Regions from separate parts of the Homo sapiens genome. Here region 1 is linked to region 2. Evidence: chromatin contacts called from ENCODE Hi-C or POLR2A ChIA-PET data. All regions are on one chromosome and are shown on one strand. Each heading gives the region's core, a stretch centred on a gene start or an enhancer-like site at or near the end of the contact. The rest is flanking DNA. Distances are from core to core; before and after follow the strand shown.

Region 1 (5,803 bases), core at 1,910-4,409, 37 kb after region 2:
TAACAACAAAATGTTTTATTTAAGAATATCACATTTGTGTTTTTAGCCCTAAATTTCTAATATGGTTTGTAGTTAATAAGAAAAATACTAACATATCAATAATTTACAATTTGCCAAAACATTTATGTGTCAAAAGAATTCTTTGCTTCTCTGATTTTGAAGGAAAAGAAAATGAGAGAGGCAGAGACAAAAAAATGGATTAAAAAGTGGAGAGACAGCTTCTTCCCCTAATTATTCACAGATTCCATTTGAATTCAGAAAACGATTCTTCACATTTCAGGACTCATGTATGAAGGTTGTTTTATTTTTACTTCATGGAATTGGTGGATGAATGTTATATAAATTATTACTGCACAAATAATTTTAAATAATACTTGAAGAATGAGACAAAAATAATATTTTAAATTTCTAGAACAGCAGCTATATCATTAGTCTACTACCATGACCACTACCATGACCAAACACGTGATGAGTAAGTCTAAAATCATAAAAACACCATAAGTGAAAATCGAATACCTTTATTTTCTAAAACATTAAGCAGAATGTCATATTACCTTTTAGCCTAAATACTTTCCCAATATACAGTTGAATATCAGGAAAATGTAAAATTTGAATGCCTAAATATAAATATTTAGACTTGGGTAGAAATTTTCCTCTTATTAGAGGGTTAAACTTTGATATAATATAGAAATAATTATAATGAATCAGACAATTACTTTGATCCCCTTCTTGGTTTCCAAGAGGCTGTGATGATACACAATATTTTCTAAGATATCTCTATGTGCCTCAAGTATCTACTGCTAGAAATGTGGAAATGAAACATAAAAGGCATCATGTTTACAGGGAGTTTAAAAAAAAAAGGTGTCAGTGAAGGGATGAGGTTAAATGATTGGATGCTAATGGAAACCACCTCCAAATTAGCCAGACAGGACACACCCAACCTACCCTTCCTAAAATATCCAAGGAAGTGAAATTTGTGATGCTCTACAGATAGATACAGGTACTGTCTTTCAAGACCTTCTTGTAAATTCCTTTAGCAAAGATGCTCATTGCACATTACAAATTATTTTGCCCAGTAACTGTGGAATAAGTGGTTGTGTGATTATACATTCACTTCTATTTGTGTCCAGAGTATGACTCATAGAGGCCCAATGGGGGATAATGAAAAAATCGGCTCTAATATCCAAAACTGCCTGTGTCCGGGGCTGGTGCAAGGGATTACACAAGCCTCAAAACACAAATAAAAGTCACAAACTAGCAAGTAATATTCATTAGGCACCCATGTGGTTTTGAAAGACAATTCCAAATGCTTTCTTATATAAATGTGAGATATGGTTGCTAGATTTTTACAATGCCATGCTGGAAAATGGAAAAATTCTCTCTACAAAGGAAAACGTTTAGTCTGGAGAAAATGTTTACAGAGGTTTGCAGCAAATAAACTTCTAAATATAGTACCAGCACTTAATAAAGGGTCAAATAAGCTCTGGGTTCTTGAGCCTGAAGTTTTCAAGGATTTTGACACAGCCCCAATGAACCATGGCAGAACCATGGCAGCTGGCAAATGCCCTGAACCATTAGCCATCAAACAGCTGCTGAAGCAAGTCACATTCCACAATTCTGTAGCACTTCCTATCATATAGTAACAGTTGGTATGTGCCCAAATTTATTTTCTCACTAAAGCTGAATGAAGATCATGTGAGCAGAGAAACACTTTTATGATTAAAGCAGATATACATTTTCAGATGTATTTTTTAAATGAATGGAAAACAATGAAAACTTTTTCAAAATTCATGCAAAGACAAATAAACACCCTTTTTTGATATAACTTAAAACTACATAGTTTCTTTATAGCAGAGAAAATACAAGAGAATCAGAAGTCACAATAAAATGCAAATATGCCATGAAAAACAAAGCCATGAAAATGCACTGAAATGTTTTGTCTCCTAGCACTCTGTTGGAACTTGTACATAGGCTTAGCTGAGAAAGAAGAGTTATGCGCTGGGTGCTGTGGCTCACACCTGTAATCCCAACGTTTTGGGAGTGCGAGGCAGGCAGATCGCTTGAGCTCAGGCGTTTGAGACCAGCCTGGCCAACGTGGCAAAACCCCACCTCTATTTTTAGAAGTACAAAACAGCCATGTGTGGTGGCGCATGCCTGTAGTCCCAGCTACTTGGGGGGCTGGGGCTGGAGGATCGCTTAAGCCCAGGAGGTTGAGCTGCAGTGAACCGTGATTGTGCTACTGCACTCCAGGCTGGGTATCAAAGTGAGACCCTGTCTCAGAAAAAAAATAATAATAATAATGCATATAGAATAAGTCTACCATCCAAATGAGTCATTTATGTGCACAAATTAAATTTTTTTCTTTTTTTGTCTTATTGCAAGATTAAAAATTAATTTTAAAACTACAATTCAATAAGTGGCTTTACTAAAATGTTCCTTAAAATATTATTTTGACAAAAGCCGGCATCAAGAATCTCATTCTTACTCCTCAGAGAGAGTTGAAAATACCCAATTACTTTATAAAATGTCAATACAAGAGGATCTCACAGATAGCAAATCTAATAGTGTCCAGTCCACACTTCCCTACAAATACATGCGGTCATAATTTTTTTTACCCTCTTAATCTGCTGTGGCTCCATTAGTAAGCCCCTAAAAATGCAACCTGGCATTTACATTCTTGTCCATCTGGAATGTCTCTGCATCAGAGGAAAACCCTCAACCCCACCCCCCTCCACAAAAGATGAACAAGTGCACAGCTGGTATAAATCTGGGCACGTATGAAGGCAACCACTTGCATGCATGCATACACAAGGCTAAATGTTTAATCCCTCAAGCACCCTCTTCTACCCATTTTCAGATGATGCTAGGAAGGATATGATTTGCTTTTTTAAAAAATTGAATTATGTACTTTTATTAGACACCAAACAATTCCTTATTGAAAAGATATTGCAAGAAAAAAAGCTTGAAAACTTGCCATCAAAGCTGTCTGAAGTCCAAAGTGCTATCTTTTGCTGTCACCAGAAGACTTGGAACCAAATAGGCAGAAAGCTAAGGTCAATCTTGTGAAAGTATGATTGTGAAACCTAACCCTAGACCTCTGTCCTCTTCAGAGCAGCAGATTCACATATGTGCATTTCAGCAGAGATGCAGGAATTGCTGATGTTTTCCATGCTGCTTCCATGAAAACCAACACTTGCAGGGTTCACTGCCAGCTCATGATGTGAAGCTAAACTTAGAAATCAAGCTGGGTTCTATATTGAGCTACACCACCTAAGTAGCTGTGGGCAGGAATATGACTATATAGACAACTCCAATTCTTAACTATTGGTTTTTAACGAGAAGAGCAGACCAATAAAATTCAGCTTTCTAAAACAACAACATAATTGCTTTGGAATGCATTTTGGTAATAAATTTGGCTGCTGTAACTGAGGTTTTGAGAGGACAACTACAGGGGGCACTATTTACACCATTCTGGGTGTGAAAACAATTCCATGGAATTGTGCTGTACACAGCCCAGGTGACTGCCGGGTTTATTGTCATTCTATACCAACTTCCAAGAGCTCTATCCCAGGGAAAAAAAGTATCCATTGTATCTCTCTGATACTTTCCTACTTTGCTATATTCCTCTGTTTCTTTCTGGCCCCCTTCTCCACTCTGGTCAACTGTCACTTATAGTGACAGTTTTGTTTCTTATCAAACTTTAAATCGAATAAAAGCTAGTTGAGCTTCCAGAGAGCTTTACTCTTCCCACAAAGAATCCTAAGTTGTAGATGATTCAGATATTAAAATTTGAGCAGAACTAGAATTTTATAGGTACCTCAATAAACCTGAAATTCCCCAAATCCAAAACTCTGGAAGAGTTCCCTAACATAATTAGCTACAAATTTTCAATCTTGAAACTTAAATGACTGTTCCATGAATGCAGTTTGGAAATCATGACAAAGCCATAAGTACAGACATGGATAACAGAGGTTGCCAGGTGGCATTATGTTCCATCATAAACTACAGAAAAATTAAACTGTTCCATTATTTTTAGCCAAGACCTCTGGTTATTGGATTGCATGGGTGCCCTGCATTCCGCTTATCCAAAAAGCAAGTCAGAAAGAACTAAAATGGCAGCATAGAGGCTGAGCTGTTGTCCTACAACATAGCCCTTGCTCATTACAGAAGCACTAGGCACCCTAAGGTTCATTTTGTTCCAACAACCAGCAATCATTATTTTCCAGAAAAACTGAGATGTGAGTTTGGTTTGATTTATTAATTTAGTTACTCAAAATCTTGACCTTAGTGACTATAAATATGCTCTATCACTATTCAGGGGTGGCATCCTCACTTGGAATCTCTGGCCAGAATTCTTTGGGAAGTTATCATTGATATCTTATTGCATTGACAATTAATAGACAGACAGCTCATACCTCTTGAGATATTACTATCTAAAATGCCATCAGAACATAAAAATGCAAAAAAAAAAAAAAAAGAGAGAGAGCAAATCTTTATCTAAACATAAGCTTTACCTACCACAGGTAACACTAGTGAAGCATCTGTATAATTTACTCATTGCACTAAAAGTTTTAGCCAGTGAAGCATTGGCAAATTTTCTAATAGGGTCAGATTGCAAATATCTTGGGCTTTGTGGACCATGTATAGTCTCTACCCCAACAACTCAACTCTGCCATTGTAGCTCAAAAGCAGCCAGACAATACATAAAGAAATGGGTGTTCCAATAAGCTTTCCAGAAACAGGTGGCAGCTGGATTTGGCCCTAGTTTGCTGGCTCCTGGCCTACTGTAAAGCCAGAAGAACTATAGGTTGGTGCAAATGTAATTGCAGTTTTTGCCATTACTTTTAAAATGCCAAGACCTGTAATAACATTTGCACCAGCCGAATACATATTTCATTGTAAATCAGGAATAAAAATCCAAAAGAGGCTGATCATAAGAACAAAATCAGCTCAAAGTGACAAGCCTACAAATATAAAACACCTTTCCAATGGAAGGAATCAGGTAAAACTCTTACCTAACAAGTGGTCTGCCAGAGCGTTAACAGGCGTGCATTTGTTATTCTTACAAAAAAGTATAATACTCTTGCGATCATCCAGAAGAGAAAACTCATTTGGGAACATTTATATCATCATCTTCCTTTAAATGCTTTTACAACAAAGAATGTACAGTAACTTTCTGAATAGAAAGATAAAGGGGGAAAAATGATGATACAGTACCTCCAACGGCAAGAAAGGGAAGACTGTTGGTTTCAGGAAAAAAGAAACTGAAGAAAATGCATTGCTGAAGGCCTTGTACTGCTGGAGGGGCATCTTAGTTTGAATTCACCATTCCCTAAACACTTCCCATACCATCCTATTTTTGGTTTCTTTTTATTCAAATTACTACATTTTTGGGGTTTTTCTTTTTATACCATGTTGTGCTTTCTACAGTCTTGAATTACACAAGATTCTCACAGTCCTGCATTAAGGCTGTCTTGGAAGACTACTGTCCACATTTATGACAAAAATACTACAACAAAATCCACAAAAACTGCCATTCATGCATGCCACATCTCAGATCCTGGTGGTTACCCCCTTTGAATGCCAACGTGAAAATGAAACGAGCAATCCAGGGAGCTTGAATTTCAAGGCTATTTTTTAAAAGATGCCATCTGCTTTCCAAAAGCAACACAGACACAGAAATAGTTCTCTCCTTGACTAGCTACATTCCAAAATATTAGGTCATGGTGAGTGCATCCCATTGCCAATGGCCCAGGTATCTACGTATTCTGGCCTTTCTCTCTTGGTTTCTGTGATACTAGTC
Region 2 (5,491 bases), core at 647-3,146:
TGTGCAATGAACAAAGCACCTCAGGGAAATGTAAGGGGTTAAATATAAGCGCACAATGTTCCCAACGCCCTTGAACACACAAGTAGGAAAATCATCACGCATCCTTGGTAAAGGGAGAGAGAAGCACGGAGAGAAACAAGTTGATGTTCCCATATGAGAACTAAAAATACTGCTGTGAAAGGTTGGCCCTGCCTAAGAATGGAGGGAGAGAGAAATGAAAGACAGTAGGGGAAGGTAAGAAACAAGACAGGAGGAAGAGGCAGAGTGCAGCCCTGCTCAAGGCTCCAGGCTCCTTTCTCACGCTCAGGGCGCTCCCTTCATCTGGATAACAGAGCCTGGATTGGCAGGGTTTCTCAGGACACCCTCCCTGCCGATCTCCCTTTTTCAAAGACACCGTGGTGAGGGGAACCCAGCCACCGCGGTCACACGATTAACCCAAGTCAATAGAAACCGGCGTAAAGAGTGTTTTAGATTAATTCCCCTCAATAAAGCTAAAATTCACCTGAGTTGTAAAAAACTCCAGCTGATACAAAATAAACTACGAAAGTGGCTTTAACGCATCTGAACCAATGAAAGAGAAACAACAGGCTCTTCTTAAATATTTTTCTTCTTACATTTTGATCTGAAATATAAAAAGAACTGAACTCAAACCTGGCCAACCCCAGTGGCAAAATGGTGTATGAGGTATTTTCCAATGGACCAGCATCTCCGAAAGAACACTCCTGGTTCAGAACAAAACAGTAGCACTTAAATGAGGAAGAAGTGTGAGAGTGAGAGAATCTGGAATCATATGTGAATGCACCTTAAAGTTAGCAAGCCTGGATTGATGGGAGTTTCTAGTTACAGCTCCTGTCTGGAGGAAGCAATGCAGTAGTTAGAATTAAAGGTAGAACTAGCTGGCTTGTTTCTTATTCCTAACTTCCCGTTTCCTCATCAGGGTCAGTTCGGTGCTCAGAAAACTGTATAAGTGCGGTTCTGAGAAGCAGTGCCATGATCACAAAAATCCCATCTTGGCTTCATCCTGAACTTTCCTTGAACATCTTTTTTTTTTTTTCTTTTTTATGAAAAAGATAGGATAAGGACTACAAGCAAGGAATTTCTCCTCCTGTCTAGGGCCTTTTAAACTTCACAGTTACAAAAAGGTAGAGCAAACTGGAATGAAGGAAGAGATTTCGTCCAAAAGTTGTGAAGCTGTTTAGAATTAAAATTATTATGTAATCTCTACAATGTACTGAGGGCCAGCTATGGATGAAGCATTTTCAAAATGCTTTGCCTATGGCAGGGTACCTTTCATAACTTCCCAGACCTCTGCAGAGTATCATCATCCCCACGTTGCAGATGGTAAAACTATGGCATAGAGAAGTTAAGCAATTTTCCCATGGCCTCTTCGTGAGTTAGTGGAATTTCCAGGTTGGCCTAGGGCTGCCTCATTTCAATGGCAAAGCCCATTTTCAGAATATAAACTCATCTCTCCATAATTGATACAAGAAATTAAATGGCAGATTTCAATGGCATGCTCATCATTGGTGAAAACCTCCAATGGTTGATTATGGTTTCACTGGGGGCTCAACATTTTTATGGAACAAGCACATGGTGTGCAGGCTTCCTACCTGACATGCTGTAGTGTAGGTTCTCAGAGAAGATATTTTGAGCTCATAATCTCCAACGAGTAATGTACTTTTCTTTTCCCCCGAGACAGAATCTCACTCTGTTGCCCAGGCTGGAGTGCAGTGGCGCGATCTCGGCTCGCTGCAACCTCCACCTCCTGGGTTCAAGCGATTCTCCTGCTTCAGCCTCCTAAGCAGCTGGGATTACAGGCAACCCCCACCATGCCCGGCTAATTTTGTATTTTTTTAGTACAGACGGAGTTTCAGCATGTTGGTCAGGCTGGTCTGGAAGTCCTGACCTCAAGTGACACACCCGCCTCGGCCTCCCAAAGTGCTGGGATTACAGGCATGAGCCACCACACCCAGCCTGTACTTTTAAAATTTTTGGCTGAGAGTTTCTTTGTGTCACGAAGATCAACTCCATCGCTGGGGTACGGAAGAGTAAAAATAGATTTCCCATTAGTAGCAACAAGGAGTTGTTTGTCAGCCAGAAGGAAATTCTTTAGTTCTTTTCCTGTTTCAGTTCTTTTTCTGCCAACATAATTAAGCAAGGTTCATGTTGGGATAAGTCAGAGCCAGCTTCATGTACTGGTGGAATAGTGGGTCATCTATAGCAGATGCCTTCAGAGATGTGAGTAAAAGGGTGTTGAACTCAGACAGGACTTGACAGCACCAGTCAAGTAGGGACCCCCGGACTCCAAAAACAAAGGAGAGGAAAAGTATATCTGTGGTGAATTTATCCAGAATTAAAATTACTCCAAAAACTTAGAAAGGAGCTTTTTTCATTTAGCAAACATGCAAGTTCTATTAATTTTTAAAGTAAAGTTTTATTTATTTATTTATTTATTTATTTCTGAAACAAGGGTCTCACTCTGTCACCAGGCTGGAGCAATCATAGCCCACTGCAGTTTTGACCTCCCAGGTTCAAGTGATCCTCCCACCTCAGCCTCCCAAGTAGCTGGGACCACAGGCACACACCACCACATACGGCTTTTTTTTTACTTTTTGTAGAAGTGGAGTCTCACTATGTGACCCAAGCTTGTTCGAACTCCTGGGCTCAAGCGATCCTCCCACTTTGGCCTCCCAAAGTGTTGGGATTACAGATGTGAGCCACTGAACTGGGCTCAAAGTACAGTTTTTTTGGTTGTTGTTGTTTGTTTGTTTGTTTTTAATGACATGGAAGGGAAAGGGACCACTTCATCATAATAGTTTGCAAGGCTCACTGTCTATAACATGCTAAATATGTCTCAACTCTCCCCCTAAAATATGTCCCCACACTGATACCTAAAATGCCACCATTAGCAATCAGTCCCCTTTTGCTAAAATGTTCTCTTTCTTCCCTCAGGGTAGGTTTTCTTTTTGAGACAAATACCTGGGAGCTAATACATTAATTTCATACACCTCTGGGAAAAAATAATGAGCTTGTCAGATATGTATTCTCCATTCCAGAAAGACTCTGGGTCCCGTGAAAGCATTTGGTAAGGGGGAGTACCCACTCTCAGCCAAGGTGTAGCAATGAGAGGAGAAAGAATAGGGACAAATTTCACTGACCTAATATTCTTGTCCTAGGGCAGTCCCTAATTCTATAAAACTTGTTATAGGGAATCACAAAAGTCATGATTCTTTTAAACTCAAACACAGAGTTTTATTACAACTACAAACTACAAAACCCAACCACAGCCTTTTTTCTCTGATACACATGTCTGAGGAGCTAATACCAACAACCAAAAGAAACGGCTAAACTAACACGTCTCCTGCTTGAACCTGTGGCCTCTCTCTGCCTGTCCCTGTAATGTGCTGTTGACCGTGGAGTTGGAAGGGATGCTGGCTCACAGCCTGCTGTCCTAAGGAGGATGACTTCTTTCTTCACTTGGTGTCTCAGTTGACCCGCTCAGGAGGCGTAGCTGAAAGTTTAGCATCAAATGTCAAAATCATGAAATGTTATGCTTTTACAAACCATTTCTCTGCAATCACAGAATCCTTGGTGAATTCACTGGAAGTCACAATCCCTTTTCCCCGGGAATCAAAAATGGACACAGCTACACTCACAAAAAAAAAAATTGCATTCAATTTGAGAGCGTTGAGAAAATTCTGAACCCCAGGTTAAGATCAGATGTCCCTCCTATTTTATAAACAAAGAGCTGGAGAGCCAGAGAAAAGAAGTGCTTTGCTTGAAGTCACAGTTAGTTAGTGGCAAGACAAAACTAAGATCTGAAGTTTTCACACGGTCATTAAAAGAAATGCTCCCCGTCAGATTTCCATCTGTCAAACATTTCGGCAAACAGACATGGGAGGGTTACTCTATTCAGGAAGAAGTTTGTTTAGCTCAGCCAAACTTACTTTATTTTTCAACAGATGAAGTAAACCAGACTCAGAACTCTACATCTTTTTTTTCACATATGGGGGATGGGACTCTCCTAACTGGAATAGTTGGTGTGTGGCGGGGAGGAGAGGAGGATGTGTAATTAAATGAAACCTTTGAATTTAAACCAGAAACACCCTGCTGATGAAAAAAAAAAAAGAAAAAAACACAAAAGTTGCTGTTTTAGACAAATCATTAACATTTCCTCCTCGAATTGTATGTGTGTATGAATGGGGTGTGTTTGTGGGTGTGTGTGTATGGGTGGAATGTGTTTGTGTGTGTGGCTGGCTGTGTGTGTGGGTGGGGTGAGGGTGTGTGTGTGTGTGTGTGTGTGTGTGTGTGTGTGTGTGTATTTGGCTTCCGTTTTTTGTGAAAAGCAAATGAGAAGCAGCGTGTACCCCATTAGGGTAGGGAAAAACTTTTAATTAAGAGTTGAGTGTTAAGAGGTTAATACGAGACAGCCAAGGAGCACTTCCATCCTGACTCAACCAGAAGCCTTCAGAAGCGCTGGAGAAGGAAGTTGGATTAAAGAGCGGGACCTGGGGAGGGGCACAAGTTGTGCCTGGAGCATCAAAACTGAAAATCAAGAGATTCTCCATGGCATTTTTTGTCAACCAAGTGACGTAAATGTTTACCAGGATTTTAAAGAACATGGTTTCTTTTTCAGTTTCCGTGTGTTTGGATTATTAATGAAACTAAGTTGGAATCCTACTTTCTAACTGGGTGACCTTGGACAAGTCCCCTTCTAGAATTTAGGGTGTGATGAATGAATAGTGGGATTTTATGATGAAAATGCCAAGGAAATACCTTCCTATTTTATCTGTGACTCAGTTTAGAACAATGGTTCTTTTTTTTTAAATCCAATAATCCCCACATATTTTATCCGCCTCTGGTAGGTTACCATGCACTGTCTTCCTGGACAGAATTCACTTTCCTGCGACTCATCTCTATTCTCAGCACTGCAGCTGATCATAAGTTAGAAAAAAAGAATGGAAAAGACCTGCCTGTTTATTGTCCCTCCTATGGGGTGAGGTCCTGCCACTCTGGGTGCCACAGTTTGCTCTGAACTTCCTGTGGACCCTTGAGGAAACCCAATGTCTATTTGAAAAGGACCACTCTAAATGATTTCTACTGTTTTTGTTTTTTTATCTAGAAAAATTGAGGCATCAACAAAAAAGTCATCCTAGCTCTACTCTAATTAAGCTGAACTGTATTTACTTGCCCAGCTGTAAAATAGTGTTCTGGTGTTTGTAGATAAACACTTTTAAGAAGTCCTATTAGCACTTCAACAGTCATTGCATAAGGAGTCAGAGGGGATCATAAACTCTATCCAACAGCACTTGTAATTGCAGCAACAAAGCTCCAACATCTTCCAGGATAACTTTTTTAGCAGGTCCGGGAGAATTTCAGAAGCCCAGGGCAAGGGGGTTTGCCTCAGATCCCAATTCTTTCTTGAAAACAGCTATGGCAGGGGCCAGCAAACATTTTCTATGAAGGGCCAAATAGTATTTTACTTTTCAGG

What was found. Hi-C counts contacts between places; a loop is a spot of excess contacts on that map. ChIA-PET counts read pairs that join two places held with the same protein, here RNA polymerase II (POLR2A). Pooled maps may share reads with other maps.
Region 1: a loop to region 2 is called in a map of aorta, with 6 times the contacts of the local background. The contact joins two enhancer-like sites. A Hi-C loop is called at or near these places in 4 of 168 maps with a recorded cell type or tissue (Caco-2, Right ventricle myocardium inferior, aorta and 1 more), 6 of 37 single-sample maps with no recorded cell type and 14 of 50 pooled maps. POLR2A ChIA-PET finds 5 or more read pairs at or near these places in 5 of 52 experiments (HEK293, HepG2, K562 and 2 more).

What each region holds. Positions count from the first base shown.
Region 1 is chr2:226,757,897-226,763,699 of GRCh38, forward strand. The region is part of intron 1 of IRS1 (insulin receptor substrate 1); the gene reads right to left. Among named protein-coding and RNA genes, the nearest start is that of IRS1, 39 kb to the right of the region's middle. Within about 2 kb of position 3,160, at least 4 of the 41 ENCODE cell types and tissues checked have a DNase peak (open chromatin) inside an H3K27ac peak, as active enhancers do.
Region 2 is chr2:226,721,860-226,727,350 of GRCh38, forward strand. No RefSeq gene overlaps it. Among named protein-coding and RNA genes, the nearest start is that of MIR5702, 66 kb to the left of the region's middle. Within about 2 kb of position 1,897, at least 7 of the 41 ENCODE cell types and tissues checked have a DNase peak (open chromatin) inside an H3K27ac peak, as active enhancers do.